2 separate regions of the Homo sapiens genome follow, and region 2 is linked to region 1. Evidence: chromatin loops called from intact Hi-C (ENCODE). Cell type or tissue: ovary. All regions are shown on one strand. Links, peaks and the distances in the headings refer to the core of each region. The heading gives the core; the rest is flanking DNA. Region 1 overlaps C14orf132 (chromosome 14 open reading frame 132). Region 2 overlaps AK7 (adenylate kinase 7).

What was found. Hi-C counts contacts between places; a loop is a spot of excess contacts. Peaks named below come from ENCODE experiments on the same cell type or tissue, not always from the same donor. Only the 100,000 strongest peaks of a DNase experiment are listed, where the experiment ranks them.
Region 2: it touches region 1 in a loop (5-fold over the local background); 2 of 110 quality-filtered maps call a loop at or near these places.

The regions. Positions count from the first base shown.
Region 1 is chr14:96,082,866-96,098,758 of GRCh38, reverse strand. It overlaps C14orf132 (chromosome 14 open reading frame 132), which reads right to left. Exons shown (of 2, transcript NM_001252507.3): 2 at 4,788-12,248. The coding sequence ends at 12,024. LOC124903374 (a long non-coding RNA gene) reads right to left here and starts at 2,937. Exons shown (of 2, transcript XR_007064321.1): 1 at 1,038-2,937; 2 at 1-118. RefSeq lists enhancers at 1,298-1,799, 3,249-3,749, 3,750-4,250, 6,417-6,586, 11,536-12,735. In ovary, for the core only: no CTCF peak of the experiment used is centred there; DNase peaks (open chromatin) are centred at 7,168, 7,968 and 8,238.
Region 2 is chr14:96,401,234-96,417,126 of GRCh38, reverse strand. AK7 (adenylate kinase 7) reads right to left here. Exons shown (of 18, transcript NM_152327.5): 3 at 12,262-12,370; 4 at 8,186-8,280. LOC124903276 (translation machinery-associated protein 7-like) reads right to left here and starts at 2,466. Exons shown (of 3, transcript XM_047432025.1): 1 at 2,394-2,466; 2 at 1,931-2,068. The coding sequence starts at 2,466. RefSeq lists a silencer at 4,472-4,604. In ovary, for the core only: no CTCF peak of the experiment used is centred there; no DNase peak of the experiment used is centred there.

The sequences.
Region 1 (15,893 bases), core at 3,495-11,494:
GCCAGAGGGCAGGCTGCAGGGGTTGCAGTTGGAGACAAAGGCACACTGCTGCTGGGAGGGGGGCACACCAAAATGCACCAGCCCTCCCAGGGCATCTGGGCAGTGCACTGCAGGGCTCCTGTGTGATCAAATTAGAAAATGTATGTGAGATGTCTTAGCTTGGAGAAACAACAGAGATTTATTTCTTGCAGCTTTAGAGGCTGGAAGTGCAAGAGCAAAGTGCCAGCAAGGTTGAGTTCTTCCGGGTTGCAGAGGGCCGTCTTATTACATCCTCACCTGGCAGAATGGGGGCGAGAGAGCTCTCTGGGGTCCCTTTGATGAGAGAACTTTCCATTCATGTGGCTCCACCCTCATGATCTAATCGCCCCCCAAAGACCTCCCCACCTCCCAATACCATCACATTAGGGGTTAGGATTTCAACATAGGAATTTTTTTGCGGGGGGTGACACAAATATTCAGTCCACTGCATGAAAGATTTCTGCAAACTACGAAGTGGGATGCATAATGTTGGTGATGTTAGGCTTCCCAGAGCAGCAGTAATGACAGAGGGCTGTACCGGGGCAGCCCCCCGCCCCACTCTACTGGCATGAAACAAAAATGAGGAGGGAGTTTGTTTGACAAATTGTAATTCTTTGGAGGCAGGATCAGGCTAATTCTGGGGTCAGGTCCGAGGTGTTGAGCCTCATTGGTGGACAGTATCTGAGGCCATCAGAAACCAGCAGATAAGGCCAAAACCAAGGACAATGTGTCGAGCCAGAAAAGCTGAACCTGTGGCTGGACTCAAAGTTCAAGCTTCGAGGGACAAAGGGAACTGGGTGACAGCAGGGATAGAGTGAGGCAGCAGCCAGGCAGGAGAGCCCAGGATGGCCGAGGATGAATAGGACGGCCCCCTAGAGCTCCTCAACCTGGGGGTGGCCATCCCCATGTGGGGTGAAGGCCAGAGTGCACTGAAGGAGTATCGCCAACATCCCTTCTATGACAAGGGGCAGAAACCCAACTCAAACCGGTTCAAGTAGACGGGGAATTGATCAGCTTACATAAGGAGAATCAGATGTGGTTTGATCCACAGGGGTCCGGTTAGACCCAGCAGGAGCCAGTCTCTTTCTTCCCATCTCTGGGCTCTACTTGCTGCACCTCCACTCTCAGCAGCTTCTCTCACAGCGGTGAGATGGCAGCTGCCAAGACAGGCGCACATCCTCCTGGCTTTCCTTCCAGCAGAGAGACAGGGTCCCCCGTGCAGACTGCTTCCCAGTGCTCGCTTACAAGTCAGGACATCTGTGCTGCCTGCATCTGTCTGGTTGTGTAATCACTCCTGGCCCAGCCACTGGGATCAGGGGGTTGCAAGGTCACCACTGCCCAGGCCAGAGCCAGGCACACACCCTGCACATATCATTGTGACCATGGGGCATTCAGGCTACCAAGCCCAGGAGGGATCGAGTACACAGACTGCGGATTGTGGCTCCCCAAGAGGAAATAGCATGCTTTACCGAAAGGAGTGACAACAGATGCTGAGAGTCCAAGACCAGCATGCACCTGCCCCAGCAGCCATGTCTGACTTCTTGAGATAGGTGCTAGGGTGCTAGGCCCCAGCAGCACCTGCAGGAGCCACACAGGGAGGTGCCTTTCCCACTCAGAAGGCTCCAACGAGGTATAAGGCACCACCTGAGCATTCCCTGTGGGCGGCACTCTCCAGCCAGTGTCACCCTCATGCAGACTTTGGCTGGTTAACCAGGTGTCTTCTGAGACTTAATCTCAGGGGAGAACTGGGTCCTGCTGCCCCAACCATGATCATGACACAGGGACTTCGAGCCTGGACCATGAGTACCGTGGGGGCAGGAGCCAGGGTGTATCCTTGCCTGTCCAGCTCAGAGTAGAGACTCAGTGAAGGAATGGATGAATGAATGAATGAATGAATGAATGATGCTATTTCCAAAAGCACTTCTGGGACAAGACAATACTCTGTAAGAACTGAGTACAAAACTCTCTCTATCCAGAAGCTTGGGGTGGCCAGGCACGTTGTCAGGTCACCTCTCTGAACTGTCACCCTGTCCTGAGACACTGGCACCACCTCTCCCCTGGGGATAGGAGTGCCTTGATCATCCTCTCCAAAACCTCATGCCCCTCCCGCTCCAGCCCCACACTTACTTTCTGTTTCCCCCAACATTTGTCTCCATTCCATAGCGCATTCTTTCACTGTTTCTTTCTTTTGGTTTTTCAGAAAGTAAGGCTTGATCTTTATTTCTTTATTGGCTTCTTGTCTACCTTCCCTTTGCCATCAGCAGGGTGGGGCTTTGTTTTGTTCACTATACACCCTGAGTGTCTAGAACAGTGCCTGGCTCATAGCAGGTGCTCAGTCATTGCTTATTGAATGAACAAGTCGATGAACTTCAGTTTTGTTTTCTAAAAACTGGAGGCTTGTCTCCCTGGCGTTCTGGCCTGGAGTGCTAGGCTGGTTAGGAGGCGCCCCTCAGCCCCGGCGCATTTCAGCTTCTCACTATCATGCAGTTACAACCCATTGTCTTCATCTGATCCTTTGCCTCCCCCCACCCCCCACCACACAAGACAGAGAGTAGGTGCCCTGCCTGGTTGTGCTTGGGGCATGGGAGGGGCCGACACAGATCACCTGTTCAGAGGATGGAAAGCTGGAATGGAAAGTGCTTGCAAACCCTAAGGGCAGTGCGGCTCAGAGGCCGGTTGCTGTGGTAGTTAATATTATTTGTCTTGCTTGCGAAAGAGGCCTCAGCAGCTGGCGTGTATCAATATTAATCGTGGGGCCATCTCTGCTGCCTGGTAAGGCCAGCACCCTGCGGGAGCCTGAGTCACTGGAAGCCAGATGGAAAATCCCCAGCGAGGGCAGGCTTTGGAGACCATGGGTAGCAGGCAGCTAAATAAACAGGCAGCCCCACCAGAATCACTAAGGGGCCCATCTCAGCCCTAGAAACCCATCCCTCCCCTTCCTCTCCCCCTCCTCCAACCCTAAAGGCTCAGGCAGCTCTGGGGAGCGGATGCAGAGCTTGGCCATTCCAGCAGGCACCGAAGGGAGGCTGCGGTGTTCATCCCTGTCCCCCTCATTAGTTCATTTATGGAAAGCCTGACACTGTTATCCCTGGGCTGGGCACTGGGGAGGACAAAGGGGTGAGCCAGAGGAGGCATTACCCCTCCAAGAGTACACAGCTAATGGGGGACCGGCTCATCCCTAGGGGAGAGGAGCACCCCACTACCCACAGCATAACCAACTCCTGGACAGAGTGAAGAGCTGTGGTTGTTTGAACCTTTATTTCTTTACAGGCCCCACATTACAGATGGACATTCTGCTCCAGGAAAGCTGCCCATACCCTTACAATACCAGGGTTGACTAGGAATAGGCACATTGCATGAGGATGAATGTGTTTACAATCCTGATTGGTAAAACCAAAAATTCAATTAAATCAATTAAATGTTAGCAAGGAGGGTGGGGCAGGAAGTGAGGGACACGCTGTGGCCTGGGCTGGACTGGCTGTAGCTTCTTGAGACACATTCAGCAGCATTGGACCAGGGATGCCTCCTTTTCTTGAAAAACCTTGCTGCTAGCCATTTTTGCTATTTCAGAATGATGCTTATCAGTCTTGAGAACGCAGTCCTTTGGGCCATGTGAAAGCCTCTGCCATCTTTGCAAGGCACACGATTGGGAGGGAGACCCCACCTTATCAGCCACACTGGTGCAGGGCGGAGGTGCCATCCAGCGAGCGAGGGAAGATGCCAGAGGAGCAGGTTCGAGGGGCAAAATCAAGAGCCCCTTCCCAGTTCTCTTGCTGCCTCCCTGCTCCAGAAACTGCAGGCCTCTCTACTTGAGAACCAGCCCTGCTTCCCTATGGCCAACAGTGGCCCATGGCCCACCATGGTGCCCACCCTGACATTCAAGGCCCCTTTCAGCTGGCTGTATCCCTTCATCCTCAGCAGCCTCAGATCCACTGCTGCCTTGACCTTTATCCAGCCTGGTCTTCTAGCCCGAACCCCATGCAACCTCTGCTGTGCACCTGTTTCTGCAGATTCCATGCCAAGTTAAGTATTGCCTCCTCCAGGCAGTCCTCAGTGAGCTCTTTAGTTGCTGCCTACAAAGTCCATGCAGCTCTTGACATTATGGAACACCTTCTTGTTCTAACCCCTCCCTTGGCTCTCTTATCTGTTGGACTGTTGGCAGGCTAGGAATGGCCAGGCTCTGGTCTCTCCTCATCCAGCAGGCTAGCCTTGCTTGCATCCTCAGGGTTCCAAAGACAGAACAAAAAAAAGGCTTCTTGAGGCCTAAGCCCAGGACTGACCCAGAATCAGGTTTTCAGTCCTGGTTCACCAGTTACATGGCCTTGGGCAAGAAACCTCTGCATGCCTCAGACTCCTCATTTGTAAAACGAAGATTAAGTGAGTTAACATGTGTGGAAAGAGCTCAGAGCTGCGCCAAACACCTCATAAGTGCTATACGAATGTTTGTTACTATCAGTGAACTAATAAGGAAAATGATATGGTCCATGTTCCTCATAGTGTTGAAATGTACCGGGCTGGTCATTTAGGTATCATTCACTCATTCACAGAATATCGGATGTTTGCTAGGAGCCAGGCACTGTGCTGGGTGGTGGGGATAACACATTGAATAAGATAAGTTTGCTCTTAGATGGCTCAGATAGTTGGGAAAACTGAATGTAGCTTCCGTGATTTGATTTGCTACAGGTGTGATGATAGAGTGGTATCAGGAGGGGATAGGGAGGAGGGGACCTGTCCTGCCTCGGTGGGGCAGGAAAAGCATCAGAATGGAGGTGACGCTGGGGCTGAGCCATTTAAAGCTGAGTAGATCATCTCCTTTGCATAAAGCACAGATGAGAACCAGACACAGAGGAGTTCATGTTTTCTTCTTTTCTCTTTTCAGTTATCATAATAGAAAATGACAACAGCAGCAACGCTAACAAAGTGAGATTTCACAGATACATTTTTACGTCTTTTAAGGTTAGATATTTTTAATCAAAAGAGCACAGCGAAATCCTTTATTAAGAAAGAGTCTTCACTGTAGAGAAGTCAGTGATCGCATGGTGAAACCAGGTGCTTGGGTAGCAAAGGACTCCAAGAATAGTTAAAATACCTTTTATGAAGTCAACTGCTTACATTTACAAGTTGATCATGAAAACATCAGTAAGACACAAAAACATTTCCGATGCTCTCGGCATGAAGAATTGGTATCTGGAGAGTAGCAAGTTATAATAGTAAGGTTTCTGCAAAAGATTAAATAGTATAAAGAATATTAGTATGCCTTCAACTGGCAGAAATAGGACTGGGCACGTGGAAAAAGGTCAGAAATAAGAGAAGATGCAGATTTGCTCAAAGGCTGCTACCCAGCACTCCCATGCCCACCCCATTCCTAAGCTCTTCCCCAAGCATACTCTTCATATGCATTGGTGAGGGGCCAGGTCCCTGGAGGTCCCAGAGACACAAAGTTAAGGGTAGGGAAAAGTTCAGCCCCACACTCCCATCCACTTTGTAGGGCTTTCTCCCTCCAGTCTGGGGGTCCCCACAAATGCCCAAGATGGTGGAAACAGTCACATGGATTTCTAAGAGACCACATGACATGCTGGGAGTTGCAGATCACTGTCCTCAGCTCGCATTATTTGAACGCAGGGCAGTGACCATGATCACTGCTGCTGCTCAGAAGAGCTTTAATTTACTCAATGACTCACAAATGGGGAAAAGTGGAAAGCATGCATAGTTTCAGAATCAGAGATAGGATGGCCAGCACAGGGTCCCCTGACCTCGGCACTATTGGCATTTTGGGGCTGGATAATTCTTATTTGTGGGGGGCTGCCCTGTGCATTGTAGGATGTTCGGTGGCATCCCTGGCCTCCACCCATGAGATACCAATAGCAGTCCCCACCAAGCTGTGAGAATCAAAAATGTCTCCAGACATTGCTGATGGCCCCCAGCCCTTCCTTGAGAACGACTGGCCTCATGAAAGCCACCACTAAGTCTCCTAGTGAAAACTCGATAGTTAGGTGTCCTGGGCTCAAGACCCCTGTCTCCTGAAAAGCTCCACCTGGCAACACTCTCAAGCCTCTCAGAGATTCATTTTCCTCAAGTTAAAAGGTTGGAAGCTCCCTTCTGCCAGCATATAGAGCCCTTGTCAGAACCATCTGCATTGTTGGGACAACGCTTCGAACGGCAAACGCAGTAATGGTGTGGTTCTTTAAGAAACTGGGAGAAAGACAGCCAGTGAGACAGATACAGGGGACACAGGGGTGTTGCTCAGCCACGTGGATGGGGCTCGGTGTGGAATGGGCTCTGATTCCCCCAATAATCGAGGCCTGCAAATTCCCTGCAAATATGCTGTGCACATCTGTCAGGATTTATTTCCAAGGCAGAATGGGGCTCAAACCTCCTCTTGGGGAGGCAGGAAATCAGCTTGAAAAAGGACCCAAGAGCAGATGACAGCCTTGCCAAATGTCTGGATGGAGCCATCCGGGCAGGCGCGAGGCTGCCGCCACGGTCAAAAGACCAGCATCCAGAATCCCCCGGGGACCGCACCACCTACGCAGCCTCTCCGAGGACCAATGTCCACGTCATTCTCTGCTCTTTTCTATCTTGATAATAAATGCATGACTTCTACAGTGACTCAGAACACATCATACACTTTTATTTCAGAATTTATGGCGTCCATTTTGTGTACTTTTTGGCTCTTCCATTCTGCTTCTGGCAGTAACTGTTTTCTCGCTCCAGGGAGTCTTTGATCGTCTTCAGTCATGAAGATTTGCATTGTTTTGTCCTTTGTCACTTTCCCTCTTCCTCAAAAAGAAACCCAGTAAATGCTCAAGGTCTGAGCTCAGAAGGACGCGCTGGGAATGAGAAGGTGCTGTGATAATTCTGGTTATCCAGATTTTTCAGAGAGGTCCCTTTTCCTGCTTGGAAGCTGTGGGCTCTGTCCTCTGGGTTCTCAGTACTCAGTTCAACCACCTTCTCCTCCATCCCTCTCCGTGAGTGACCATGGTCAGGGGCCTGTGGAGTGGGCCAGGGTGGGTGGGGCTGGGGCAGGTGAACATAGAACATTCAGGATCTGGCTGTTCCCTTTGGCTCCCTGAGCAGAACTCCCTGGGCCTCCCTGTCATAGCAGCTCAGCCCAACCCTGGCACTTGCTCGGGGACAATCACTGGGCATCTGCCAGGACGAAGCAAAGCGGGCCGATGGCAGCTGCAGGGAGCACAACCCACCTCGGGGCTGGGGCAGGTAATCCCGGGCAAGCCCTTTGCTTCCCACTGAACGCACAACGTGCTGGACCACGGACCCCTGGGCCAGGAGCCCAGACACTTGTCAGCTCTCCACTAATTTTCCACACGGCCTCAGCTGCTCTCCCCGAAAAATTAAAGGTCTCGATTAGATGCTCTCTAAAGCCTCTTATCACTGTGAGGTTCTGGAACTGATAAATCCCTGTGCACTGCCGCCTGCCCCTTTCCTGGACTTACACTTGAATGTGGCAATCTGGCTATAAGCTCTTCAGGACCAAATCTCAACCCCAGCCTCCGAGGCCTCATATCCCGAGATGGTCCATCCCAGGGGGATCACCCTGGTGGGCATGATGCAGGGTGCCTCTAGAGCTGACAGAACTGGGTCTGAATCACAGCTCCTTAGCTGTGAGCGTTCAGCCCTGGCCTCAGTTTTCTCCACAGAAAAATGCGACAGTAATTAACGTGCATCTCTCTGCATCCTCATTCCTGCCCCCAGGGGCAATTTGAGAAGTAAATGAGACACAAATAGAGCAACAAAAAGATGTGCAAAACTGGCACCGGTAAGAATAATAACTGGGAATAATATTACTGCTAATAATGAAGGCAGATGATGCTTCTGAAGAAGGAAAGTGCCATTTGTCTTGCAGGGATCAGGCAGCAGTGCTGACAACAGACAGACTCCACTGAGCCTCTTCGGTCTCCAGGGACCCACTTCAGGAGACGCCAGAGTGGTCTGGCCAGCCTCCAAGCCTTCCAGCTGAACCGGGGCTGGAAAAGCATCTGCTGCCTTTCCAGCGAAATGCTGCTGCCCCTCCTCCCATCCTTTCTCCCTCAGATCCTGGGGGATCTGAAAGGAGCGAGAATCATTTCTCTCTGGGGGGTAGAGTGGAGCAGGGAGTCTTATTTGCCTCTTGACCTTGATTTCATGGGAAAGGGGAAGGACAGCATTGGCTTGGAGTAGGAAGAGCTGCGCCATCATCCTGCCTGGGTCCCTGGAAGCACAAGTCCTCTTAAGACAGGCCTGGCTACAGCGGCGTCTGGCCTCTTCTCAAAGACCTTCAGTGGTGGCCACTCACAACCTCACAAAGCAGTAAGTTGCTCTTTTTTTTTTTCTTTTCTTTTTTTTTTTTTTTGAGACAGAGTCTCGTTCTGTTGCCCAGGCTGGAGTGCAGTGGCACAATCTCAGCTCACTGCAGCCTCCGCCTCCTGGTTCAAGCAATTCTCCTGTGTCAGCCTCCTGAGTAGCTGGGATTACAGGCACATGCCACAATGTCTGGTTAATTTTTGTATTTTTTGTAGAGACAGGGTTTCACCATGTTGGCCAGGCTGGTCTTGAACTCCTGTCCCTGCCCGCCTCGGCCTCCCAAAGTGCCGGGATTACGGGTGTGAGTCACTGCACCCAGCCTAAGTTGCTCTTTTGAATCACCTAATTGCTTGTAGAGGAGCAATGGAGGGGCACACAGAGGGGTAAGCACAGAGAACATTCCAGAAAATGCAGGACCCTTTCTCTGAGGCACAGCTATGTAACAGGCAACCCCACCCAGGGAGAAGCCAGTACAGAGGCCCCAGCTAGAGTCTGAATGAGGACGATCCCTCTCCCCTGTCCTGGGGAGCCTGGGGTCACCTTGCAGAACAAGATGGTCCCAGGACTCTGACTCTGCACTTCTGGCTGTAGTGAGCCTCTTTCTACGTGTGGGTGCTTCTGCTGGGCTCCTGGGTGTTGGCCAGGGAGGGTCCCCTTCTGCCTGCATCCCAAGAAAACCAGTCTCTGGGAGCTTCACCGGGGCCTTCCAAGGAGACTTGAGTTCAGTCTTAAAGAAGGGGGCAGGCCTTGGGGACCGGCACCCCTGAAATCTGGGCAGAGAGAGAGCAGTGGGCGGGAGGTTGAGCATGTTCCACTCTGAGGACAGTCAGGGACCTGTGGAAGCCAGAGCTGGCCCAGGCCACACCATGACGGGCATCTTGAGAAACAGCCTCTGCAGATTCAGGGCCTTGTGTAAATGTGCCCTGGAGGTGCCACCCAGTCACAGAAGGCAGTACAGTGTGGCAGAAGGCAGTACAGTCTGGCTCTAGAGCCCAACTTCCCAGATTCAAATCCTAGCTCATCACTTTCATGCTGTGTGACCTCAGGAAGGCAACTTCACTCCTCTGAGCCTCTGGTTCCTCATCTGTGCACTGGGGCGATGATGCTGTGTGGTGATTGTAAGGAGTTAGTGTGCATGCAAGTCTAGTGGCACCTGGACACAAAACTTAAGCAGTGAGGACCGGCATCTTTTTCCCCTTTCCAAACTGCTAAGACGGACCCCGGCTGAGGCAGGAGGGAGAGTGCAGCTCGCTGTGGCCAGAAATCCAGCCTTTGCTCCTTAATCAGACACTAATGGGCATATCTATCTTCATTGTTATTTGAGAGATGCTGGTAAAAAAAAAGCTGATGAAGAAACCACAGGAGACCAAGATGGGGCAACCCCGAGGAAGTCACTGTAATCTGCAATGCAGAGTGGTCGAGGCCTCCAATGCCCTGGACCATCTACTGCTCTGACACTGAAAAGGGAGAGAGGCTTGAAAACTGAATTTAACCGACATTTATGTTAGGGCTGGAGGCTGAGGGGCCTCCATAGGGAAAACTGCAGCCAGAAGCACCCGGTGCCTGGGATGCTGGAGTCCTCTTCAGGGCTAGAAGCCATCCTTTTTCCTCCTGCCTTCTCCTCCCTTCACCGCAGCAAACACAGAACCCTGTCTCCCGACTGCCATCTCCATGGGCCATTTGGAGGCCAGGGAGCTGCCTCCTGTATCTTTACAGGGGTCAGGCCCTCCTAGGGATGTGGGGCCAGAGGGAAGATTTGAGCATGTGGGGCAGAGTGACTCCATGAGGACGTCAAGCAACCCCGCCATGGCTCTGGGCTTCTCGCCTTGGGTTTTCTCATGGAGACATCCATCTGTTAAAGATCTTGCTTATGGGGCAGACCTGGGGTTTGATGGAGAGAGACTTGCTGGAGACAGAGCCATTCACGCACACCGCGGCTAACTCCCCAGCCCAGCCTCCACCCTGCCAGTGATTCCAGGAATTCCAGACAGGTGGTCCATGTCCCTTCTCCCTCATTGTCAAGGGTCAGGTTCTTTTGCACTCGTGACCTCCCCTTAAGCTGATGCACTGGCAGATGATATACGGTGGCAGTGACAGATGTGATCGGTAAGAACTGGCAGCCATGAGCAGGCACTGTCTGGAGCCAGGCTAGTAATCCTATTAACATGGCGGCTTCCAGGGAAGAGTGCCGCTTCTGGACAACTAAGATGTCCCTTTGCCTGTCATCAAGAACACTCATTTCTCCTGAGACCACAGCGGCAAGTCCAGCTTTCTTGTAATTGTCTCTAAATATACACGAGAGCTTCCTAACCAGCTTTTTAAGTTTCTCCACTACAGAGGGTGTTATTGACACAATTCTTCTGTTTTTGCAGTGTATAAAGTGAGGAGAAAGCCTCTCTGGGCCTAGAGGTGAGTGAGCCCCCTTCTGGGACCTTTCCCACTCTATCTGCACTGGGATGCTGCCTTGGGAAGGTGTGGGGGGTGGGGGTGGGGGTGGTTCCTGTGCAATAAGATTTCCTAATGAAGAAAGAAAAGTGTGCCCTTCTCTCTGGTTTTTACTTGGAAGCTTCCTTGCTTGCCAGGACCCCAGATGCTGATATTTCAGAATTTAAGGAAGTGGCTTGGGCAGAAGCACTTTCACAGCTTCAGGAGAATGCACGGTATCCACACTGAATGTAAAGGACGGGTATCTGAGCAGCCTGCCAATCTCGCACCCACCTTCAAGATGCCTGGACATTCTCCTGAGGGCAGCTTCTCAGCAACCTCCTCAGGGAAGTGCTTAGTTGGGGCAGAGAGCTCAGTGAGCTGAGAGTGAGGACACATCTTTCTGTTCCGACTCCTCCACAAACCTGCCTGGTGACCACAGGCAAATCACCCCCCTTTCTGACCCATCCGTTGAATAATTCAGTGGATGTGAATCTTGTTCATCTTTAAAATTCCACGATTCCTCAGAGAAGAAACAGCATTCTCACGTGGGTGGCCTGAAGAGTCCACTGCCTGGCACATCTAGCTCTTAAAGACATCCTCTCCTCTTCTTAAAAAGAAGAGAAAGTCCGACCAGGAGATAAAAACCACCAACAACACCCCCAGAAACCCCACCTATTACCAGTAACCCCCCATCCCTGGGTCTCCCAATGCACTTGGGTCTTGGAAGGGACCAGGTGTCTGGTGGCAAAGGTGCCATTTCAAAGTCAAACTAGGAACATCCAATGGCCCTACTAGATGGCCAAGGGACTGAATGTGAAACCAGAATTGGGTCAGGAACACTGAAGTTCTGAGGGCTGCTCTTGCCCCAGCACCCCACGCCCTAGGTTCGATAAGTTTGCATAAAAACAAGACACACGAGTGATTATTTACCACCAGCAAGCGATCATCAAATCATGTCTATGTTTTAAACTTAACTAGCTGTCTCATCTGGTCCCATGTTCCTGGAATGTAGTTTCAAGGATCCCCAATCTGCCCTCTGAAGGCCTTGCCCCGTCATGCCTCTAGGGGCAGGAGGCCCATACTTCCATGTCTTCTGACTCAGCTTGACCACAACATGGGATATTTGAAATCAGGGCTGCTGGGGAGAAATTCCAGAAGGACGGCCGCCGCCCCTGGTCAAAACTCCTGGTTCTAGAACACAGGAGAAGCCAAAGGCCGACAGCAAGTCAGAGCTACGTGCCAAGCCTCACCCCATGGTGGTGCAGGGTGTGCCGTCCTCAGAAGGTGAAGGCATACACCACGCCCACCACCACGATGTTCCCCAGCGTAGCTATGATGGCAATCCATAGCAAGACGGCGTCGTTGGAGGACCGAGGAGGATCTTCCGGCTGGCCCTGGCCATTGGCAGCCGCGTGGACATTGGCAGAGGAGTTAAACAGGGAGTACTCGGTGCTGAAGTCCTCGTTGGGCGAGTCCATGAAAGCTCCCCCCATCATGGGCAGCTGCAAAGAAGGAGAGAGAGAATTATCCAGGGCCATGGGGGCTTGGGCAGATGTACCCTGCAAAAGGGAAGTGGTCTGGTCAAACAACCCCACATGAAGCTACGATCTCTACTGCACCTGCAAAATGGGGCTTTGCTTTTGTGGTTTTATCATTGATGGTAATTTATAAAAATCAGTGTTCACAGCAGCCTTTTGAGGCAGACATTCTCATGCCCACGCTACTATGAAAGCATCAAGGAACTCACCCAACAGCTAGCTGGTGACTCACCAGGACTCACAGCAACCCCTCCAGCCATTCCCCTCCCCCCATGCCAGGCTCCTCCATAACGATATGGGTTGTAAAATGCCTTCATTCCTCTTCTAATTTTAAAAATAATATATGCTTAGCATAGAACCCTAAGAAAATATAAAACAGGATAAAAAATGAGAATCATGATCCCACCACATAATCAGTGCTAACATTTTGATGGTTTTTCTTTCCAATCTTTTTTTCCTCTGTGTGTGTGTGTGTGTGTGTGTGTGACAGAGAGAGAGAGAGACAGAGTGAGAGAGAGAGACAGAGACAGAGAGAAAACACATTTAAACGTGTTTTTTAATCCCTGTTTCAAAATGGCCATCAAAATTCCATTTTAACAATTGTGTATTATTCTATCATGAACATAAGCCACAGTTTAACCACTCCCCTAGTGTTGGAGATTTAGCAATTTCCACTTTTCCTATGATAAATGATGCACTGATCAACATCCTTGTACATCCATTAGCATGTACATGCATCATGGTACACACATTGTTATCTATTAGGGCAGACTCCCCGACACACAATTTCTGAGTCAATGAGTATGAACACTGTATACCTTCCGGTGGATAGGAACAAATACGCTAGAAGAGGTTCCCTAATTCCCACCGCCCACGCCGCACATCACTGCACACGGGATGCCAGAATGTTTGCATTCATGAATCAGAACTTCCTATTTCTGTTTTTAAAGGTTCTCTGCTGCTCAGACTTCAGGTGGGAGGTGGGGTGCTCCAAGGGAGGGGGTGATCCCGGACACAGCAGTGAAGAGGAGGCCCCTTCCTGCCCCAGCCCAGGAGGCCCATGTCCAGGCTTCCCAGGCCCTCTCCAGAGGCAGAATATGCATGTGCATTCCTGGGCTGGCACTGACACCTATTTGGCCCATAATCAATGTTTCTTTTGAAGGGAACCTGAATGAATGAACATGACACAGTGAGGCCTGCATCGGATGCACAGTTACCGAGCACCGCATGAGACAGTATTCTGTGTGGAGCTCCTGCTATGGTCAGGGGCTGTGCTAGAGACATTAAAATACTCTCAATCACTCAACAATCCTGGTGGAGGCTAATACTGCAACCCCATTTTACAGGTGGATAAGCAGAGGTCAAGGCCATAGCACTAATCTGTGGTGGTGTCAGGGTTGAGTGCCACGAGTGTCTGACTGTGAGCCCAGGCACTCCCGGCTCTGCATGCAGCCCCATGGGCTTCAGGGTCAGGCTCCTGGAACATGAGAGGCACACACGTGCCTGGGCAGCTGCTGCTCAGAAGCTCTCTGGCCTGCCTTGAGTCTCAGTGGCCTCCTCTTAAAGGATGACCATTACCAGGTCACCAGGTGGCCCTTGAGCATCTGCTTCTGATGGACTCCTGCCAGGAGGCACTCGGCACCTATATTCCTAACATGGTGCTGTCCTTGAGGGGATGGAATAGGGCAGTTATTGACCTAGAGAGTGCAGTGACTGGAAAGGACTGCTATGGGGCTCAGGGCAGGCCAGGTGCAATTTCTGAGTGGGGGCTGCAGGTTACCATGCTGTGTTCACCCCTCGTGGGGTACATTTTTATATGAGTACTTCTTATATGTATAACATATTCTATTACTATATTTCAATTAAATATAATGACCAATGCAAACAAGAATATTACAACAGTTTTTTATGCTAAAAATACAATTATAAGTGTAAATAAAAGAATTGCAGGTCAGATGGGGTGTGGGTGCATCAGACACATGCCAGCCTAATGGGAGGCTTCCCCTTCCCCAGGCGACATCATCGGTGCCTTTGCCCAACCTGTCCACAACAGAAGGCCTCCAGGCTAAGGTAAAGCCACCAACATTTGCTGGTGGCCTCTTGGAAAGCAGGCTCAGTGTGAGAAGCTGTGCTTTTTTCCTCTTGGGCATGACGGGGGCTGCAGGGGATTGTTCTGCCCCCACATCCCCCCGCGACCCCTGCCAGATTCCCAGGAATTAACCAGCGTTCCTGTCCCTTCCCACTCATTGCTTCTTGTCTCTTCTCTCTCACCAGGCCCATGCTGCTGGCTGCTCAGACAGATGTCTCCCTGGACTCCACGAATGGGATCTGAGCCACTCTCCCACCCTATGGAGCTCTCTGGGCATATGTCCTGTCTCTCTCTTCTCTTTAGGGCAAATGTGAATGAGATGAGTATTTTCATCCAAATCACTGGGGAAAGAGGAAGGGAACCTGGACAGAGCCTTTTGTAGGGCTCCCGCCAACCAGGCCATCAGGTGGCCCTTGAGCACCTGCTTCTGATGGGTTCCTGCCAGGAGGCACTCGGCACCTGTATTCCTAACATTCCTGCCAAACGGGTCAGGGTGATGCCCTCCAGCCTCTGCACCCCTCCCTTCTCTGCCTCCCGGCAGGTATTTATTTAATAGCTTTGCAGGTCAGTTTCCTGTCGCTGCTGTGACTAATTCCCACAAGCACAGTAGCTGAAAACAACACTAATGTATCATACAGTTTCAGAGGTCTCACTAGACTAAAATCGAAGTGTTGGCAGAGCTGCACTCCTTCTGGAGGCTCTAGGGGACAATCTGTTTTCTCGCCTTTCCCAGCTTCTAGAGGCCGCTCACATTCCTGGGCTCATGGCTGGGCTCATGGCCCCTTCCTCCATCTTCAAAGCCAGTAGTGTAATATCTTCCAATCTCTCTCTCTCATCTTCCAGCCTCGCTCTTATAAGGGCCCTTGTGATGACATTGAGCTCCCCTGGCTAATCCAGGCTACTCCTACCATCTCAAAATCCTTAACTTAATCACACCTGCAAAGTCCTTTTGGCCATGAACGGTAATCCATCCACAGGTTCTAGGGGTTAGGACGTGGACATCCTTGGTGGGGGCATCACTCTGCTGACCATACCCCAGACTTCCGTTCCAGAAAGGAGTCAGGATGGTGTGCATAACTGGATGTCCACCTCCCATTAGACAGAGAACTCTTGAAGGCAAGGATATGGTCTACTCATCACAAACCCCCTCAGCCCCATCCTTAACATACAAAAAAAGTGACAAGTAAAAGCATGCAGAATTAATGAACTTGAAATCAGCAGAAGGGCTCCCCACAGGCGGTACTTCATAAACCCCAATCCTGGAGCTCCCAGCCGTGGGACAGGCCTCATGGGGAGTCCCCTTTGCCCTGCACCTGTAGTGGGAGCTCAGAACTGCCAAAGAGGATGGTCAGTGTGGGACGGATTCTGCTGTCTCAGAGCGTGGGAAATGAGGGTGGGTTCTGGTGTCAGAAAGGCTTGGGGCTGAATCCTGCTTTGCCACATATGGTGGAGCTTGGGTGAGTTACTTACCCACTTGCCTCAATTTCCCTTCTATAAGTAATGAAGAGAATGCAGTCCAA
Region 2 (15,893 bases), core at 5,207-13,206, 320 kb before region 1:
CTGGGCCAGGTCACCTAACCCACCCTCCTTGCTCCCTGTGACTGGCCCAACACCCCTCTTCTGGATTTGCCCTACCCTTTGTCTTCAACGGCTGCCAGGGAAATGGTCACATTCCATGAGGTGAACCATAAGAGAACCATAGGTTGGATGGCCAATCTCTTCCCTGACATTTTGAGAAAGTGACTGAGAGAAAAGGAAGATCAATCTCTCTCTGGCCAGTGGCACTGGAGCCCATAAATTCCAACCAGAGGGGGCCGCAGGTTCTGAGCTGTCATTCCTTGATTCCTGGTTGGGACAGAGATCTGTTTGTGTATGATGCACCTTTGCGACCAGTTGCTAGGCTGTGTTCCCTTTAGTCCTTAAATTTCACTTGTTACAAACACAACAAATAAAGTGTATTTTGAACCCAAACCTTTAATATGGGTTTTAGTTCCTCCCAACTGTTTGCATCATTTGTCTTTCCAGTAAAGGGTAAGTGGTTGACCTTTCCTTTAGCAGGGGTTACAGCCGTGATCCTTTCATTGTTATATTATATATGGATGGCTGTCAGCATTTCTGGAAACTCAGCCTGCCTTACTACTATCTTGTTATAATTACTAAGCTCATTTAGAGGCTTCCTCTTTCTAGGAGGTAAAGAACATAGTCTACAGAGTAATCTCCCCTGCCCTTTATCAGGCCAATGGGCAAATCTGTTTTCTTGTAACACTCTAGCACTCTGTTGGATTCTCTTTTTTTTTTTTTGAGACAGAGTCTCACTCTGTCTCCAGGCTGGAGTGCAGTGGCACCATCCTGGCTCACTGCAACCTCTGCCTCCTGGCTTCAAGCAATTCTCCTGCCTCGGCCTCCTGAGTATCTGGGATTAAAGGCATACACCACCACACCCAGCTAATTTTTTTTGTATTTTTAGTAAAGACGGGGTTTCACCATGTTGGCCAGGCTAGTCTTGAACTCCTGGCCTCAGGTGATCCACCTGCCTCGGCTTCCCAATGTGCTAGGATTACAGGCATGAGCCACTGTGCCCGGCCTGGATTCTCTTTTTAATTGGTGATTGTGTTTGGTTGCCCACGTGGATCATTTGGTGGACTCCGTTTCTCCCTGGTTATTACGTGTGACAATCAGAGCCCGTCGGCCCTTGTTCTGGAGTATTTGGTTGAATCAGGGTCACCTCTGGGTTATATCTCTTTACTCACACATACAGAAACAAGTACATAGCTAGACTTTAAAAACAAACAGGTTCTAAGGGAAAAACCAACCCCAATATATATTAAGATTGTCCTATTATTAAAATTGATACCTTAATTATTTAATTAATGTATTAAATTAATTTAATTAATTAATGTATTAAATTAATTTAATTAATTAATGTATTAAATTAATTAATTTAATTAATGTATTAAAATTTATTAATAATAAATTAATATTTACCCTTCATTTGTAACAAAACTGATTTTTGTGCAGTTTTAATCCATTTGGATGCTTTTGGCTACCAGCAACAGAAAACCAAACTCAAAAAGACCTACGCACTGGGAAAATCATCTCCCATAAGTAGTGTTCCTAAGTCGGGTGGCTCCAGGCACCATGGGCTGGCCTGCCTCTGCTGTTTTTTCTTTGTTTTTCTTTTTTCCAAGAGTTTACTTTTAAATGTACAGTAGACTCCAAGACAACACTTCATTCCAGCTATAGGTGGCAAAAGATGTGATGCAGGGAATCCAGATGTTCAAATATACATGGAATCAAGGGTCACCATCGCCTCAGGCACAAGGAACAGCTTACTGCTTGCCAGATTTCCTTTTTTCTTTTCTTTTCAAAATATTTATTTATTTATTTATTTATTTTTAGAGATGGTGTCTTGCTGTGTTGCTCAGGCTGGTCTTGAACTCCTGGGCTCAAGTGATCCTCCCACCTTAGCCTTCCAATGTGCTGGGGTTACAGGTGTGAGCAACCATGCCCAGCCAATTGCCAGATTTCTTAATTCCACCTGTGGTGAGGGGTCCCTTCCCCATGGCCTTTGCTTTTAGCCCCTCAAATTTCTTCTGCTCCTCTTTTTGTTTCTGCTTGAAAGCCTTATCTTCAGCCATGTTCGGTCATTCACACCTGTAATCCCAGTACTTTGGGAGGCCAAGGCAGGTGGGTTAATTGAGCCCAGAAATTTGAGACCAGCCTGGGCAACATGGCAAAACCCTGTCACTACAAAAACATTTTAAAAATTAGCTGGGCATGGCGGCAGGTGCCTGTAGTCCCAGCTAATCAGGAGGCTAAGGCCAGAGAATCACTTGAGCCCAGGAGGTGGAGGTTGCAGTGAGCTGAGCCCAGGTTGCACCACTGCACTCCAGCCTGCACCACACTAAAAAAAAAAAAAAAAAAAAAAAGAAGGAATCCTTATCTTCTTCAACCTCCATCCGTCTTCTTGGCCTGTTTCTTGGGCTGTTTTAGGGACTTTTTCTTGCCACCTTCGTGGCCAGACATAGCGCCTACCACACCTTCCCCAGGCCCTGCACTGGAAACTGGCTCTGCTGTTCTGATGCCTTCTGAGCTCTGCCTCCTATGTGTGGCCTTCCTTTTCAGGATCACAGCAAGACTAGTAGCAGCAGTCCAAGCTTCACATCCAGATATGACAACATCCACAAAGAAAGAAAGCCCGTGTCTTCCTTGAAGTCTCTCCTAATCAGGGATGAGCCCTTCCTGGGAGTCTCCTGGCCATCTTTCCTCTGTGCCAGAGACTAAACCAGACTGATTTCCTGGATGCAGTTAGACTACATATTCCGGGCTCCTCAGCTATGGGCTGAGTTTTAGTCAAAGAAATTTGCAGAAGTGATGAGCATCTCTTCCAAGCCTGGTTCATAAAGCTTCCCATGCATAATCTTTTGTGTTTCTCTCCCCTCCACAGGCCTGATGCAAGTGTGCACGACAGCCCCAGAGGTAATTCTGGAAGGCGTTGGAGCCATCCAACAGAAGGAGCCTGGATCTTGAATCAGAGTTGGGAGAAGACTGACTTGATCATCAGCAACACTTGTTTTACATTTTACCTGAGCAAGGTACAAACTTCCTCCATGTGTAAGCCACTCTACATTTTGGGGGTAGGTTTGTTACATCCCACATCCCAAAATTGGATTGCATGCCCACCCCTTAGCCAATCATCGGCAAGAAGAATAGAACCATCATGGCTAGTTTGGATCAATCAGGATTTTCCCCTGGAATGGGAATAGAATCTCCCTTCTCTAGATTTCATGGGCAGTGTGGACACTTGAACTTAACAAGTCATGGCTCTGCTGGCAAGGAAGACAGTGGGGTGGCATCATGACAGGAAGCCAGTAGCATTTACAACAATCTAATATTCACTTTTCTGAGTTACATTATGGAGTCATGGCTTTTCACATACTCAACTGATTTCAATTAAGCATAATGTATTAGTCAGGATCCTCGTGGGAAAGAAACAGCATATTCAATGTTGGGTAATTTCAAGAGAGTTTAATAACAGGACTGTTTACGAAGATGTGGGCAGGGTGTAGGGAAACCACGTCACCTGGAGCCAGGAACAGGTGCTCTGTACTACTCCTAAATCCAAACGTGTTGAGTGGGCAGGCAACGATTAGAGCCCAGGGACAGGGGTTGCCCGGCAGGCGCAGTGGCTTGGGTTCAGAGACTCAGCCTACCCACAGCAACTCTGCCGAAGGGAGCTAGGGGAATAAGTGATCTGACCTCATTCTTCTCAATTCCCCTATCCTCTCACCAGTGAGCCCCACTGGCCAAACCCAGTTGGGAGCAGAGGACAAGGTTGCTTACTGATCTAGACTACAAGTTTGGAGCAGGGTGGAGAAGAGCAGAGAGTGGCTCTGGAGGGGCAGGTGGGAAGCAACCAACAGACAGAATCACTTTTGCGATGCTCGCCTTCTCACAGTGTGGCTGGTGGGGACCCTCTTTGTCCTCTCAGGCCTACTCAGGACATCTCTGAACAGATCTTGGCTCTGTAGCATCAACAATAGGTTCCAGCCTATCCCAGTTTTCACTGGCCCAAGACACAGAATCAACTCCCTCCCAACTCCAGAGTCCTGGAGTTAACTTCTACTGGAAAACAGACTTACAGAATACAATTTGTGTACTGGGGGTGCTCAGAAGGGCTGCTGTTGGGACATTTTTCATAGTGACAGAGCTTATCTTTTATAAGGTCATCAGCTGACAATGATTTTTTTCCAACCTATTATGTTAGTGACTCTTTCTTTACTTAGAACCGGTTTCCTTGGCTGTTAAAACTTCCTGTGTAGCTGGGAGCAGTGGCTCACGCCTGTAATCCCAGCACTTTGGGAGGCTGAAGTGCGCAGATCACCTGAGGTCGGGAGTTTGAGACCAGCCTGGCCAACACGGTGAAACCCCATCTCTACTTAAAATACAAAAAATTAGACAGGAGTGGTAGCATGTGCCTGTAATCCCAGCTACTTGGGAGGCTGAGGCAGGAGAATCACTTGAACCTGGGAGGTGGAGGCTGCAGTGAGCCAAGATCATGCCACCACACTTTAACCTGGGTGACATAGCAAGACTGTCTCAAAAAAAAAAAAAAGTACTGCAAGGCCAAGGGAGAGCTAAGAAAGTACCAGGAGTCACGGCCGGGCGCAGTGGCTCGTGTCTGTAACCCCAGCACTTTGGGAGGCGGAGGCGGGTGGATCACCTGAGGTCAGGAGTTCGAGACCAGCCTGACCAACATGGTGAAAACCCATCTCTACTAAAAATACAAAAATTAGCTGGGTGTGGTGGCGGGCTCCTATAATCCCAGCTACTCGGGAGGCTGAGGCAAGAGAATTGCTTGAACCTGGGAGGCGGAGGTTGCAGTGAGCTGAGATTGTGCCATTGTACTCCAGCCTGAACAACAGAGTAAGACTTCATCTCAAAAAAAAAAAAAAAAAAAGAAAGAAAGAAAGGAAGAAAGTACCAGGAGTCCTTGCAGCTCACCTTTCTTCTTCCCATCCCAAGTCTATCTTATAGGGATTACGATTTAGAGTCCATGATTAGAACTCTCCTTTCAAAAGCCAACCCTGGTAAATCTGGCAGAGGAAACCCTTCTTTGGAGGGCTCTGTTTTATAGACTTCGTCTCTAAAAACAAAACGAAAAAGACTTCCTGTGACAATGACAAAGAGACAGAAGCAGAGAAAAGCAGAGAGGAAAGTAGGAGAATTTACTGAGCTCCCCATGGCTCCCAGTCCTTGGCGCCCAGTGGCATCTCTGACCATGGGTTTTGTAAGACATTGTGTATGTCTTTCTAACATGTCTTCTTTCTGATTAAGAAAGCTGGATTCTGTTGCTTGCAAGCAAAAGTCTTACTCAGCTCACTCTGACTTCGAACGGATGCCACATCTTCTGCCACGCCCCCTTCAATTAGACTTGTTGGGGACAAACTTGTTTGTTTTGCGTAATCGGTCTTGTTGTATCTATACCCCCCACTGACTTCCTCATCCTCCTGGATTATTTAGAAGCAAATCTCAAACACAAATATTATTTATTACTTCATTAATCCTATTGCAGCTAGATTTGTCAATTATAAAATACTTAGCAGTATTTGGTCTTGTTTGAGGAATCCTCCATAAATTCTATAATTTTTCCTTTATTTATTTATTTTTTTTTTTGAGACAGGGCCTCTCTCTGTCGCCCAGGCTGGAGTACAGTGGTGCGATCTCTGCTCACTGCAACCTCTGCCTCCAAGGTTCAAGCAATTCTCCCACCTCAGCCTCCTGAGTAACTGGGACTACAGGCGCGTACCACCATACCCAACTAATTTTTGTATTTTTTGGTAGAGATGGGGTTTCACCATGTTGACCAGGCTGCTCTCAAACTCCTGATCTCAAGTGATCCGCCTGCCTTGGCCTTCCAAAGTGTTGGGATTATAGGTGTGAGCCACTGGGCTGGGCCTAATTTTTCTTTTAAAAAATTAAAGTTTTTGCTTTTTAATTTCAGTTATGTAATCCAACTGGAATTGACTTTGTGTGTGGCATGAGGTAGAGAATTTTGGAAAGTGATGAAAGTGTTCTGTATCCTAATTGTTGTGGTGGTTGTACAACTGCATGCAGTTGTTGAAACTCAGGACTATAAAAGGTTAACTTAACCGTATACAATACAGTAAATTTATTTATTTATTTGAGGCAGGGTCTCACTTTATCACCCAGGCTGAAGTGCAGTGGTGTGATCTCAGCTCACTGCAGGTTAGACCTCCCCAGCTCAAGCAATCCTCCCACCTCAGCCTCCTGAGTAGCTAAAACTACAGGTTTGCCACCGCACCTGGTTAATTTTTGCATTTTTTGTAGAGACGTGGTTTCGCCCTGTTACCCGGGCTGGTCTTGAACTCCTGAGCTCAAGCAATCCTCCTGCCTTGGCTTCCCAAAGTGCTGGGATTATAGGCAAGCACCACTACACCTGGCTTAGTACACTGATTATACCTTGATAAATCATTTAAAACCATCATTTGTCATTGGGGAAATGCAAATTAAAACCACAGTGACAGGATGAGGGCATGCCACAAGGACAGGAGCTAACACAGGAGCCACTGCTCCATGTTTTCTTTGGGGAACCATCTCTTCTCCATTCTCAGTCCATTCAGTGTAGGAGGCTTACTAGAGAGTGAAGTCTACTCAGAGCAGAAAAGAAACCATAAAAGAAAGAGAGAGAGTCAGTGAGCACTGAGGACATCGTTGAATCCTCTGGGCCCAGCTGTTCCTGAAGTCCGTTGTTGAACTTGTTCATTATTTTGCTTACTTTGGTTGGGACAATCAGTCCGGAAGCTAGCACAGTGGTCAGCCAGTCCATTGACTCATAATTGTTTTATAGTGGACACTTAGCTGGACGCTCTGAGGGAAGGGATTATAACAGGAATAAAATGACCATGACCTGCTCCTTGAGGTGATGGCATCCAAAGTAGTTGAGTAAACTTTACAAGGAAAGAGCATGAAACCTGTGGTCCCTGCCCTCAAGGGGTTCTCAGTCCACCAGGGGAGAGACAATTAAACAAATACAAAGCATTTGATGCAATAAGTGTGATGAATCCCTAAATATCTCCTTGTTATATATAATATATTCCATTGACCATATCATTCACTTTTTCACATTTAGCATTTCTGAAATTAGAACATATCTGGGATCAATGGTGTATCATTGTGGTCAGCCAGGAATCGCTGGCAATGTCGCTGCCGGTGACTCAGTGACCTTGAACACACCATTGCTATTGTTATCACTTCAAGTTGAGTCAACTACTCGCGTTGATTTAATTGCCTTTTAAAAGAGTGTACCGTGATTCAGCACTGAAATGGAAAGGTAGTGCATAGGCACAAAGGCACAGAAACAGAGCACCAAACGTCAATTTTACATTAGTCAAGAGAATGTTGGAAGAATGACTGTGGCTCATGTTTTCTTGCAACGTAATAACCACGTACTTCAGGAGTTTTATACTGAGTTGTGTGGAAAAAGACAGAATGTGGTGTGATTCAGAGATGGACTCTGAATATTAGGAAGTTTAGGGAATACTATAATCACTATATTTTACTTATATTTTCTTTTTCTTCCTTTATTTATTTAGAGATGGAGTCTCACTCTGTTGCCCAGGCTGGAGTGCAGTGGTGCGATCTTGGCTCACTGCAACCTCTGCCTCCCGGATTCAAGGGATTCTCCTACCTCAGCCTCCCAAGTAGCTGGGATTACAGGCACCTGGCACCACGCCCAGGTAATTTTTGTATTTTTAGTAGAGACAGGGTTTCGCCATGTTGGCCAGGCTGGTCTCAAACTCCTGACCTCAGATGGTCCACCCGCCTCGGCCTCCCAAAGTGCCGGGTTACAGGCATGAGCCATCGCACCCAGCCTATATTTCTTTTTAATGTATGCACAAGAATTTACGTGACAAAAATATGGGTCTAAGTAAGTCTAAAAGAGAGCTCTTTCAATATGTTTAAAATACATACCATAAGTGATAAGCAAGCTTTGCTATAGTTTCATAGGCAGCATATTTTTCCTTCTTAGAGGCATATAAAACAATGAAATCCCTTAGAATTGAATGTGCTTAGAGTCAGTAAACTCTGCTGGGTGCTTATTATGGGATAGGATTCAGGAGTGGGAGAATACACAACTCGCCATAGGAAGTTCCCTCCACACACAGATTACAAGGTGTTATGGCTGAAATGTTACCTAAAGGAAAGCTAACGCTCTACTTACGGGGTCCAGGGCTTTGGAGCGCGCCCAAGTCATCACCGTCGACAGTAAAATAAATAGCTTTCGCTTTTCAAAGTGGCTGACTTCTTCACTGAGTGCTGTGGGGCCAAAAAGCAGAGTGGTTATTTGGACCCATGCACAACTTGGTTTCTAAATCACGTGTACTATTAGTCACCAGTAGGAGCCACTTAACACCAGGGTGCTGTTACCTCTGATGCTTCTTTGACCTGTTCCCATCACCGTTCTTCAAATTCCCCCTGCTTTCTCGCTACCTGTATCCGAAATACGGATCCCAGCAGGTTGTTCACAACCAAGCATTTCAGTCTCATCAGTGCTCTCCACTGCAGCCCTTTCTCTCCACTATGCTCATCAGTTGCCTGATCCCTTCTGAGCTGAGCTCAGAATTGTGGCCCCTTTCTGTTTTCTGGCCTCTGGCCATGTGCTTTTACTTTTTGGGAGGGCTGGTGACAGTAAGGATCATAGGATCCTTATTAGAACAACTCATGGGCTTTGTTGAATTCCCCCCACTATGAGATAGGTATTCTGGGTTACAGATGCAGAAACCGAGGCACAGTTTGCCCAGGATCATAGAGGGAAGTGATGGGGCAGAGTCCAATCCAGGCTGTCTGGGTGCCAGGCCCATGCTGTACCCACCATGCCACCTAGCCAGCTGCCCAGAAAAGGGAGCAGGCTGGGGATGGGGCAGCAGAGGCCCCACATCAGAAAGTAAGGGCCTCTTAGGAGTTCCCATAAGGCAACCCTGTTCAGTGAAAGCCATGGTGGAAGGAAGTAATTCGGGGTGTGCCCACCCTTCCCACTCCACCCCTGGGGCTGTGGGCTGTAGTGGAGAGCACTGATAAGGCAGAAACGTTTGGTAATCAACAACTTGTAGGGATTCATATTTAGGATAGAGGTGGAGAGAAAGGAGAGCATTTTATTTCCAAAGGGTTTGCTGCTTTGCAAAAAGGCTCTCTACACATTTAAGCATTGATTCTCCTTGAATGTATTTGGCTAAGGGATTCCATTAACATATTCTTCATGATGTATAATTTTCAAGAAACATATCGGCCGGGCGTGGTGGCTCAAGCCTAATCCCAGCACTTTGGGAGGCCGAGGCGGGCGGATCACGAGGTCAGGAGATCAAGACCATCCTGGCTAACACAGTGAAACCCTGTCTCTACTAAAAATACAAAAAATTAGCTGGGCGTGGTGGCGGGCATCTGTAGTCCCAGCTACTTGGGAGGCTGAGGCAGGAGAATGGCGTGTACCCGGGAGGCGGAGCTTGCAGTGAGCCGAGATTGCGCCACTGCACTCCAGCCTAGGCAACAGAGCGAGACTCTGTCTCAAAAAAAAAAAAAAAAAAAGAAAAGAAAGAAAGAAACATATCAGAGCTGCAAAGTGAGGTCTAATTAAACTGTCAGAGGGGCTAAGTAATGCAGCTGCCATGGTATGATTTTAGTATCATGAGGTGATTCCCTAAACAAAAGCAACAAAATGAAATGCTGATATCCTGGATCTAAGTGTATTGATTTCTACCCTAAAACGAGAAAGCGTTATTGAATTAAGTCTAAGAACACTATGATCACGTATTATTCCAAACTTTGTGTTACTTTTGTTTCTATTTTTAGTCTAATAACAAAAATTGTCTCTTCAATTTAATTTTGCTCTTTTAACCTTTCTGCCCTGCCGAGCTTTAGTTTGGCCTATTTTGTGAATACTTGGCACACTTTGAGGTCCTCTAACTGGGTTATCCTTTTTTATTTATGATATTTATAACAGGTCTAGAATGATCTGCTTGTTCCCCTTTGAACACACCCTTCATCTATATGCAGATATTTTCTCTCCTTTCTAATAATGTATTCCTTTCTCTTCTGTCATCTTGCCTTCCTTCCATAGTATCTGCGAAAGGCAAGGTAGGAGAATTCTAAGACATTTAAAAATAATTTAATAAAACATTATTAAAAATAATACATAGCTGGGTGTGGTGGTTCACGTCTGTAATCCCAGCCCTGTTGGAGGCTGAGGATCGCTTGAGGCCAGAAGCTGGAGACCACCCTGGGCAACATAGCTAGACTTTGTCTCTACAAAAAATTTTTTAAAAATAGCTGGATGCACACCTGTAATTCTAGCTACTCAGGAGGCTGAGGCAGGAGGATTGCTTGAGGCCAGGAGTTTGAGGCTGTAGTAAGCTATGATATACTGCTGCACTCCAGCCTGGGTGACAGAGCAAGACCCTATCTTTAAAAAAAAAAGAAAGGAATACATATCCATTGCGAGAAAAACAAAATCTAAGAATGTGCAGTAGGTAAAATGACAAAGTCCCCATCCCTTACCAACCTCATGCCCTACCAACCCCATACCCCCCAGGTGACTCTGGTGACAGATTGAAGGATCTCTGACTATATTTTCTTGCAGACACAAACACTCTATATCTCAAAAATGAAGTAATTCAGCTAAAAGTTTTCCTCTAAATAGAAAAGGAAAATTTTCTTGATGATTCGAACCTCTTTATTAGAAGGAAGCAGTAAAACACTCTACATTTTAAAGCTCATGAAAGGAAATGCAGTGTCAAAGCTTGAGAAAAGGTTACATTTCCTTGAGGGGGAGAGGGTGGTCCTAAGAAAGGCCAATGCCCATCTGTGACAGCAGGAAGTCAGTGGTTAATGTCTGAAATTCACAATCAAGAGGCACCTATGGAGGCATTTGGATGTATTAAATGAGGTTGCTTGGCCGGGCACAGTGGCTCACTCCTGTAATCCCAGCACTGGGAGGCTGAGGCAGGAGAATCACTTGAACCCGGGAGGTGGAGACTGCAGTGAGCCAAGACAGTGCCACTGCACTCCAGCCTGGGTGACAGAGCAAGATCTTGCCTCAAAAAAAAAAAAAATGAGGTTGCTTTGGGGGGACATGAAACACAAAGGCACCATCTTACTAAACAGCACTTCATTCTCTTAGACTTGAGGTCCTTACATTACAGTTCATTACACTTTTCAAAGCAAGATGACAGAGCAAGATCTTGTCTCAAAACAAAAAAAGAGGTTGCTTTGGAGGAGGTGAATCACAAAAGCACCACCTTGCTAGACACCACTTCATTCTCTTAGACTTGAGGTCCTTAGAATTCATTACATTTTTCAAAGCACTTTCAAAATACAAGCACTCTCTACAAGCCTTCCTTGACCTTTGGCATCAGGGAACATTTGTTGAATTGAATCAAATATTTAGAGTTGGAAATAATTCCTCCCCTCTTAAAGTCACGTGGCTCTTATACACAACTTCCTTGTGAGCGCACCCCCCTTTGTTGAGTTAAAGTTTCTCTTGGGTGCCTTGTCTCTTGTGTGATGACTTGTGCCTTGGGGTACCTTTTCTTATCTGTCTTTGTATCTGCCCTGTACATTCAACCCCACCTCCTTAAGCAGCGCCTATGGAATGAGTCAGGTTGCATTTTAAAAGTTAAATGTTTTGGTAAGGCATTGTGGCTCACGCCTGTAACTCCAGTGCTTTGGGAGGCTGAGGCTGGAGGATGGCTTGAGGCCAGGGGTTTGAGACCAGCCTGGACAACATAGCAAGTCCCCATCTCTGCCAAAAAAAAAAAAATTAGCTGGGGTATGGTGGCACAAGCCTGTAGTGCCAGCTACTCAAGAGGCTGAGGCAGGAGGATCTCTTGAGCCCAGGAGTTCGAGGCTGTAGTGAGCTATGATCAGGTCACTTCAGCCTGGTAATGTTTCATTTTAAAAACATATATTTATTTTATTTTATTATTTTTGTAGAGACGAGGTCTTGTCACGTTGTCCAGGCTGGTCTTGAACTCCTGGGCTCAATAATCCTCCCACCTCGGCCTCCCAAAGTATTAGGATTACAGGCATGAGTCAGTGTGCCGGCCTTCATTTTTTTGATAATTAAAAATATTCTATTCTTCAGAAGTATCTATCCATATTATTATCATGGATTTCATACTTTAGGTAAGTCTCAGACCAGTTTTTCTATAGCCCTACTTTGTCTAGTGTTCCTAGATGACTATTAGGTGAAGTAGGCAGCACTACAATAGCATCCCTGGAGATAAAAGAGTACACCTCACTGACCAGAGACTGCCCAGATGGCTTCCTCCATTTGCTGTGAGCTCTCAGTGATGTTATAAATAATAACATCACACTCCAGCAGGCGCATGAGAAGGTCTTCTCGAGAGATGGCCTGAAAAAGAAAATTGACAGCCATTTGCAGCAAGACGCTAACAAGGTAACCTTCATATTTCAATGAAATGATAATTTTCAAAATACATATGCTACACTGAGGAGTCCCACAGGAAACACTTGCAGGAGGATTTCTATTTAAAATGAAATTGTGACTCTCTTCTGTGTGTAGTTTTCAAGTAACAAAGAAGTTTATGAAAACAGCTTGGAACAGATGATTTAAAAATTGCATAATAATCTTAGGTTCTATTTCTGCATGCTGTTTAAACTCCAATTCAGAAGGGAAGAATTAGAACACACTGAAAGAAAATGAGTGAGGCATTTAAAACTAATTCAAACTCTATGCAAGATTATTTGAGCAATTATATACCACGAATCACTCAGAAGTGCTGATGAATGATGAATGTGGATTGTCATAGAATTCTCAAGATGGATTTAATCTGTTCTCTTTCTAGATGTAAGGTACCTTATTACAGTTGACAGCCGGGAATATTTTAAAAATACAGAAACTTTTAATGATTAAAAATGTAAAGTTTATACATTAAATAGAAGTAACTTTGCTGCTTTGCTGATCATTTTTGGTGTTTTTTTTTTTTTTTTTTTTTTTAATTTGAGACACAGTTTCACTCTGTTTTGCCCAGGCTGGAGTGCAGTGGCGTGATCTCAGCTCACTGCAACCTCCCCCTCCCAGGTCCAAGTGGTTCTCATACCTCAGCCTCCCAAGTAGCTGGGACTACAGGCACATGCCACCATGCCTGGCTTTTTTTTTCTTTTTTGTAGAGATGGGGTTTCACCATGTTGGCCAGGCTGGTCTCAAACTCTTGACCTCTGGTGATCTGCCCACCTTGGCCTCCCAAAAGGTTGGGATTACAGGCGTGAATCTCGGTTCCAGCTGTTGATCATTGTGTTTTAACTAGTCAATCCTTGCTGCATGAATACCAGTACACTTCCCAATAGTACAATACCTTGAGTGCATTAAGAGAACCATAAAAGGACCCCGCATTTCCAAACTAAGATTTGCATTAGTTGTTATTCCCATTGTCCTGAACATCAGCTATTTTCCGCAGTTCCTTGACCAACTGTATTAAAGCAGAACCTTTTAGACCAAGCTGGGTCTCTTCCTTTATTGAAAAACAAAGGGAAGTTGATGCCTTTCCTTAGGAAATGACAGTTCTGCCTTGGCAAGGTTAATACGTCCTTGTTAAATTCAACAGCATGCACTAGGTTGCTAGTTTCTCCAGCCCTGTTCCCTAGATTCTTTTGGATGAATCTGCATTAGTTTTCTAGGGCTGTTGTAACAAACTGCCACAAACTGCATGGCTTGAACAACCAAAGTCTCACTGTTCTGGAAGCTAAAAACCCAGGATCAAGGTGTTGTAGGGTTGGTTCCCTCTAAGGGCTGAGAGGGAGAGTCTGTTCTGTGCCTCTCCTCTAGCTTCTGCTTGTTTGCTGGCAATCTGTTCCTCGTCTTGTATATGCATCACCCTGATCTCCACCTTGATATTCACATGATGTTCTACCTGTGTGCCATCTGTGTCTAAATTTCCCCTTTTTATAAGCTCACTGGTCATATTGGATGATAAGACCACTTTAATGACCTCCATTTATTTATTTATTTATTTATTTATTTATTTATTTATTTAAGACAGAGTCTTGCTCTGTTGCCCAGGCTGGAGTGCAGTGGCACAATCTCAGCTCACTGCAACCTCCACCTCCCAGATTCAAGCAATTCTCCCTGCCTCAGCCTCCCGAGTAGCTGGGATTACAGGCACCCACTATTTTTGTATTTTTAGTACAGACGGGGTTTCACAATGTTGGCCGGGTTGGTCTTGAACTCCTGACCTCAGGTGATCCGCCCGCTTGGCCTCCCAAAGTACTGGGATTACAGGCGTGAGCTACTGCGCCTGGCTGATGACCTCCATTTAATTGGATTTCCTCTGCAAACACCCTATCTCCAAATATGGCCATATTCAGAAATACTGGGGGTTAGGATTTCAATATATCTCTTGGGGGTGGGGGAGAAACAACTCGACCCATACCACCAGCCATTCACTTCCTTCTCTTGGCTGAATGTGCAAGAGGGAAGCCACTGACAATTTTGATCCAAACATTGATTTTTACTTTACCAGTAGCATGACAGTGGGAAAGGAAACTACCTTCCCAGTACACCTAGGATGGATCAAGATCCAGAAATGACACATGAAAGAAAAGAAGAAAACACTGGGAGAATACGAGGACTCAAAGATGTGTATTCTAGATGTGGCCCAAGAGAAAGAAGATACAGCATCTATGTTTCCAGCTTGTAAAAGCAGGTGGGAGTGGTGTCCACAGAAAAACACGCACACGTGTCAAATTATGGTTGGCTCTATTTAAGATGAAACAGCCGCATTTTCAGGAGAATGGTTGTCCTGACCCGATGGGGACTGACCATTTTTGTGCATTCATTTGTTCACCCAACAAACATTTGTGGGCCCTGCTTTTGACTGTAGTAATAGAGGCAAAAATGAATAATATATAGCTGCTGATACTAAGAAGAATTGTGTGTGTGTGTGTGTGTGTGTGTGTGTGTGTGCATCTGTGTATGCACTTTCTTGAGAAGATTTATATTATACCAAATAATTATGGTCTAATGTAGACAAGGGCCCAACCAAGCACATATGAAGCCGTTGTACAAATGAGAAAAAAGGTAACCTGCTTGGTGAAAAAATTATAAGAAGGGCTAAACTCTGGGGCCCAGGACAGCCAACATAACAGGCTGCTCTTCAGCCCCTACTCACGCCCTTAGCCAGGCACTCTTGTACAGTGTGCAACCTGTACAGCCAGACACAGAAGACCCAAATGTGGAAAGGGCTGTCATAGAGGTACATCTGAGATTCAATGGACTAAGAGAAAGACATGATTTTGTCTCATAGGAGAAGATATTTGAGTTGGGCTGGAAGGATGAATACAAGCTCACCTGGCAGAGCCCAGAATGCTCAGGGAATAGCAGGTGACTTGTTGAGCCAGGTAGAGGCACCTTTCATAACCTGAACCAGGCTAACGGTTTCCATTCTCACCTTTCCCTCACCTTTTATTCATTTTTTGCTGGTCTTCTCTGTATCATTCCAATTTGAGCATATGTGCCGCTGAAGCGAGCACTCTCCCCCACCTTTTCTGCCACCTTTGTGTCTTCCCTGTGGTTCCCATAACCCATGCTCTTTCTCTGCCACAGCGCACCATATACTTTCCCAGGCATTCCCCCTTGCATGGTGTTTCCTTCCTCCCTTACTTGTCTTGCAAGCTCCACTCAACCACGGAAGACCAGCCTCAGCCCCACCATCTCCAGTAGATCCCAACCTTCCAAGGGAGGGCCATCTGCAGGACTTTGTGCTAATGGAGGCTCCAGGATCTCAAGATCAGAGCACAGGAGGCCCCGATCTGTTTGGCAGGAGGGATTTGAAGCTTCATTTGCCTGTCTCTCTAGATAAGACTGAGAATTCCTTAGGTGCCCCTTTCAGAGAGCCTTGGGTGATGCTCTGTGCATG